2 separate regions of the Homo sapiens genome follow, and region 2 is linked to region 1. The links are chromatin loops, found by intact Hi-C in ENCODE. Cell type or tissue: HCT116. All regions are shown on one strand. Each heading gives the region's core, and the rest is flanking DNA. Links, peaks and the distances in the headings are about the cores only.

Region 1 (2,911 bases), core at 154-2,653:
TGTGCAGAGAGAACCACTCTTTCGGAGTTAGCTCAGCAGGCTGTTTGGGGGCCGCCACAGACACAGTGAGACTGTCAAGGAGGTGCGTGATTCCGTGAGTACATGCGAGGAACAGGTTCTGTGTCGTGTTGCCGCAAAGCCCTGGGAGGAAGGCAAGAAAGCAAAAGACCAATCCGTCGAAGGAAGTCAGGGACTGGTAAGAACCCTGGACAGCTCCATGAAGGCCAGCTCTTGTCCTAACCTTCATTCATTCCTTTGTTCAACACATAGTGAACTTCTACTTACATATAACTAATCCACTGCATTAGGTGCCGGTTGTATGGTGGTGTGCAAAATGGACATAATCCCTGCCCTCAAAAAAGTTATAGTGTAAGAAATAGGCAAGAACACATCAAGAATCAGTGGCCTCTCCCCTGCAGCCGGAGAGCTCCCTAGTCTGGGGGAAACTGCAGATGGGCCTTGGTCTGATTGTTCCAGGCCACACCTCCTTGAAAAGGGGGACTTGGGGCCGGGCGCGGTGGCTCACGCCTGTAATCCCAGCACTTTGGGAGGCCAAGGCGGGTGGATCATGGGGTCAAGATATCGAGACCATCCTAGCCAACATGGTGAAACCCTGTTTCTACTAACAGTACAAAAATTAGCTGGGCGTGGTGGCAGGCACCTGTAGTCCCAGCTCCTCGGGAGGCTGAAGCAGGAGAATCCCTTGAACCCAGGAGGCAGAGGTTGCAGTGAGCAGAGATCACGCCACTGCACTCCAGCCTGGCAACAGAGCGAGACTCCTTCTCCAAAAAAAAAAAAAATCTGCCCAAGATCCATTGGGCAGCAGAGCCTTGTCCTCCAGTCTAAGGAAAAATGATCATAGGCTGGGCATAGTGGCTCACACCTGTAATCCGAACACTTTGGGAAACTAAGGTGGGAGGATTTCTTGAGCCTAGGAGTTCAAGACCAGCCTGGGCAACATAATGGGATCCTGTCTCTACAAAAAAGTTTAAAAAAAAAAAAAAAAAGACAGGTGCGGTGGCTCGAATCTGTAGTCCCAGCTACTTGGGGGGCTGAGGTGGGAGGATCTCGAGTCTGGGAGGTCAAGGCTGCAGTAAGCCGTTATCACACCACTGCCACTCCAGCCTGGGTGACAGAGTAAGACCATGGCTCAAAAAAAAAAGTGATCACGGTGGGAGCCTAGGAGATCCTTAAGAGTCAGGAGAGGCATCCCGTTAGTGGATCTGCTAATTGCACCTCAATCAGCACTGGATTCACAGAAAGGTTCCTCCTCTTGCTCCCAGAAGCAACCTTCCAGATTGCTTTTAATGCATTCTCTCATGATTAGAAGAAGCCCTGTTTAATCAGCTGTTTAATTATCGCCACCTACTGGCCTAAATTAAATTTTGTCAAGAAAAGAGAGCCTGGAGTAATGGAGTTTAACGACCAGTTGACATCATGGATTTGTAGTTTTCTAGGGAGGTTTAGCAGGGCTGTCACAAGGGGCGTCATTAATTCTCCGCAGTAAGCCCCAGACAGTTGCAAATTTAGCTTATTCTTAAAGGCTTCTGGAAGGGAATTCCACGCTAACCTCCCCTATCTCATTCCTACAACTTAGCATCCCTCACTGGGCAGAAGTCCTACCCCAGGGCTAATCCTAGTTCCTCCTGCTGCACTTAAAGCCCCCTTGCTTTGATTGTCATCCATGGAGCTGGATGTTCTCAGCGGCCATCATCTGACCTCTGTATTTTCTAGCTCAGAAGCCTCCATAGGGAGGGGTAGGCAACAATCCACTTGAGGTACAGATACGTTCTGAGAGGCTCGGGCTTCCCCCATGTAATGGCCAAGGCAAGCGCGGAGCAAGCCGAAAGCAGCCTCGGGAGTGAGAGGAGGACAAGCCTATTGGAGAGGGATCTGCTGGCTGGTCACTCGGCGAGCACACGACTCAGCATATCAGTGCCATTGCGATGCATGGGAAGGAGGAGGCTTTGGAGTCTTATAGATCTGGTTCTCATCTGCAAAATAGGGACAATAATTTTAATCTTAAAAAAATAGTTGGGAAAATGAAATGAGCTAACTCTACAAAGTGCCTGGTATGAAACAGGTCCCATTCAACAGACGTGTCATCTGCTTGTCTCCCAACTCCCAGGACTGTCATTAAGAAAACTCCATTCAGGCCAGGTGCAGTGGCTCATGCCTATAAACTCAGCACTTTGGGAGGCCGAGGTGGGCGGATCACCTGAGGTCAGGAGTTCAAGACCAGCCTGGCCAACATGGTGAAACCCTGTCTCTACTAAAAATTTAAAAAATAAAAAATCAGCTGGATGTGGTGGTGCATGCCTGTAATCCCAGCTACTTGGGAGGCTGAGGCACAAGAATCGCTTGAACCGGGGAGGTGGAGGTTGCAGTGAGCCGAGATCGTGCCGCTGCACTCCAGCCTGGGGGACAGGGTGAGAGAAAAAAAAAAAAAAAGAAGGAAAGGAAAGGAGAGGAGGGGAGGGGAGGGGAGGAAAGAAAGAAAACTGGATTCAACCATTTTGTGTACTCACAGCACATTGTTCTGGAGCGACTCAGTGAACAAATTTACATACATATAAAGATACATGATAAAATTAAAATGTTATTACCTTAGTATGTACAGCAAGCAAAATTAAAACAAGAGTAGGGAGAAAATAAGATGAAACCAGGAGTTAACACTGTAGACATATCATGTGCTTTAAGATTGAACTTGGCATGTACATTTTTAAGAGATGGGCCAAACCTCTGACTTGAAAACCTCCCAGAAGACAAATAAAAGATGCATGAGTCTAGTTGCTTGATGCCGTGGTTGAAAGACAAAAATAATGAACTCTCAAGAGAAGCATATTTCTTTTTTTTCTTTTTTTTTTTGAGACGGAGTCTCACTCTGTCGCCCAGGCTGGAGTGTAGTGGC
Region 2 (2,911 bases), core at 317-2,816, 690 kb before region 1:
GAGTCTAGGAGGAGCATTGCCGGTTGGTTCTGGCTCAGTCACCCTTGAGGTTTCAGCCAAGATATCAGTTGGGCCACAGTCATCCGAAGACTTGACTGGGGCTGGAGGATCTGCTTCCAAGGTGGCTCCCTCACATAGCCAGTAGTGCTGGCTGTTGGCAGGAGGCCTCCGTCCCTCACCACAACGTCTCCTCCATAAAGATGCCGAGTGTCCTAGTGACATGGCAGCTGGCCTGCCCCAGAGCAGTGCTCCAAGATCCAAGAATGAGCCACAGTGCTTTTATGACCTATTTTCAGAGACTACACACCAGCAGTTCTGCTATGGGCTGGTAATTATAAGTGGGTCACTAACTCCAACTTATACTCAAGGGGAGGAGAATTAAACTCCACCTCTCGAAGCAAGGAGTATAAAAACATTTGTAAAAAAGATTTTAAAACCACCACAGAGGCATTGCATTTTTGTGCTGCTCTCTCGCCTTTTCTTGCTAGGAAAATGGCATGTCTCAGACAGAGACTGTTGCTCCAGCCTGAATCCTGGATCCCGCCAGTGCAGGAGAGTTGCAACTAGATCTTGCTGTTGCAAGATTCTGAAACTGAGAGGTTGTTTGTTACTGCAGCATAACCAAGTGAAAACTGCCTGCTACAAGGTAGTAGGTCTGAAGTCAGGGAGACTGGCTGAGAAGATGGGATTTGGCCTAAGGCAGGGGAAGGGGACTTGGAAGGTGGAGTGGAGAGGGCTTTGGTGACTGATGTACCACGGGGAGAGGAAGTTGCCAAGAGAACTCCAGGAATACTTGCCTGATTGTATGGGGCTTACTCTGAAGGAAGCAGGATATTTTTTAAAAAAGACTAGAGAGCCCCCCTGGAGCAACTAGAAGAGGCTTCATGGAGGGGGAATCTGGTGGGAGGGGTTCTTCAAGGCTGGACTGGGTTGGGTGATCTACTGCCAGATAGTCTGCTGCAGCCTGGACAAGCTGAGCTCTGGCTTGGCTGGGGATGATGTTCCCAGGATTCATTCAGTCATTGACTCAAAAACTAACATTTATTGAGTACCTACTATGTGTTAGGAACATTTCTAAACTTTGGAAATATTAAGATAATCAGAGAAAAAGCTATAGCTGTCAAGAAGTTTAAAGTCTGGTAGGCTGAGTGTGGGTGGCTCACGCCTGTAATGCCTGCACTTTGGGAGGCTGAAGCGGGCGGATCACGACGTCAGGAGATCGAGACCAGCCTAGGAAACATGGTGAAACCCCATCTCTACTAAAATGCAAAAAACTAGCTGGGCATGGCAGCAGGAGCCTATAGTCCCAGCTACTCGGGAGCCTGAGGCAGGAGAATAGCTTGAACCCGGGAGGCGGAGGTTGCAGTGAGCTGAGATTGCACCACTGCACTCCAGCCTGGTGACAGAGCAAAACTCCATCTCACAAAAAAAAAAAAAAAAAAAAAGGAAAAAGAAAAAGAAAAAGAAAAAGAAAAGAAAAAGTCTGGTAGATGGGAGAGGCAATAAACAAGTAACTAGTGTTGGGATCTCCCTTATCTCCTGACCACTGTCTGTTCCACTAGGCGGGGATCTTTCTCCACCTTTCTCTGCCAGGACATCTGCAGGAACCTTTCTGGCACCACCCAGTGGCTCACCTGGCGGCTGTGATCTGAGTTTGGCCTGACAGGTGAACTTCCTTCCCCGTGCCCCGACTCGCCCATCTTTGTGTGTCAGCCTTGTCACGTGTTTCTGCACTGACCGTGCCTTGTGTGGATGGAGGTGTTACAGGTAAAGGCAACCTTGAAAGCAGTCCAGGGAGGACCATGCTTTTGGAAGCAAAATGTTTTGGCACCAGGGCCTGGTGTTCTCCATGTCTGACGCGTGACCTTCACGCTCCCAGTGACGACTGCTGTGCTGTTACCACAAAATCCAATTTCAAATGATATTTATTTTAGTATCATTGTCTCCATCTCTGTCTAATTTTATTCCTATAGTTTCTTCATGCTTCCATTGACAACATCGCTGTTCTCCAAGATGGTCATAAAATAGAGTCAAGGTACATCAGATTTCCTTCCCAGGGGTGATAAGTGCAGTAGAACAGAAATTCCTTTACTAAAGGAAAACATGTTTTCATTTTTATTGTTGAAGAATATATGCAAAATTTCCATGACACAAGATACTTGTTATTAGCCAGTAACTTTTATTATGAGTTTTTTTTTTCTTTCTTAGCAAAGTAGAAACTAATACAAGTGTTTCCCAAGGTTGGACAAAGACCGATCAGACAGAGGTCAAGGGAAGATTTGTCATTAATTTGACTCTGGCTGGGCAAAAGGAGGATGTTTCTGGAAGTTCATTCCTTTGTGTGGTGTCCAGAGCCCAAGTCCTAATCGAGGCTCCACCACTGACTAGCTGCAGGATCTTGGGCAATTCCATTGCCTGGTCTGAGCCTCAGTTTCTCTCCTATAAAATGAGGGCCTCCTGCAAATAGACACACTCAGACATTGCTGGTAGTAGTGAGAATTAGCACAGCCACTTTGCAGAGGAGTTTGGCAATATCCAGCCACACTGAAAATGCAACGAAAGCTAAGACCAGCAATTCCACATCTAGGTTTCCACCTTAGAGAAACCCCCCCAGGGGTGTGCAAGGGTATTTACTGCAGCACTAATTAATGACAAAAAAAAAAAGGGAAACAACTTAGATTTCAGGCAATCAGAGGAGTAACTGAATAAAATGGAGTCTATTCATAAAATAAAATTAAAAGCAATTAAAGGAATGTGCTAGATTCACGCAGCAATATGGATAAATCTCAAGACGATCATGTTGAATGAGAAGAGTGTGTTGCAGAAAGCAGAGAAGAAGGTTATGTTGAAATTCTACCCCTTATGCTGATCAACACACACGAAGCAATACTACGAATTATCAGGGGTTTCT

The links. Peaks named below come from ENCODE experiments on the same cell type or tissue, not always from the same donor. Only the 100,000 strongest peaks of a DNase experiment are listed, where the experiment ranks them.
Region 2: it touches region 1 in a loop (7-fold over the local background); 9 of 110 quality-filtered maps call a loop at or near these places.

What each region holds. Positions count from the first base shown.
Region 1 is chr17:5,591,040-5,593,950 of GRCh38, reverse strand. No RefSeq gene overlaps it. Among named protein-coding and RNA genes, the nearest start is that of NLRP1, 8.0 kb to the right of the region's middle. In HCT116, for the core only: a CTCF peak has its summit at 1,363 (motif pointing left); a DNase peak (open chromatin) is centred at 1,390.
Region 2 is chr17:6,278,590-6,281,500 of GRCh38, reverse strand. No RefSeq gene overlaps it. Among named protein-coding and RNA genes, the nearest start is that of AIPL1, 160 kb to the left of the region's middle. In HCT116, for the core only: a CTCF peak has its summit at 1,578 (motif pointing left); a DNase peak (open chromatin) is centred at 1,590; H3K27me3 peaks cover 46 bases.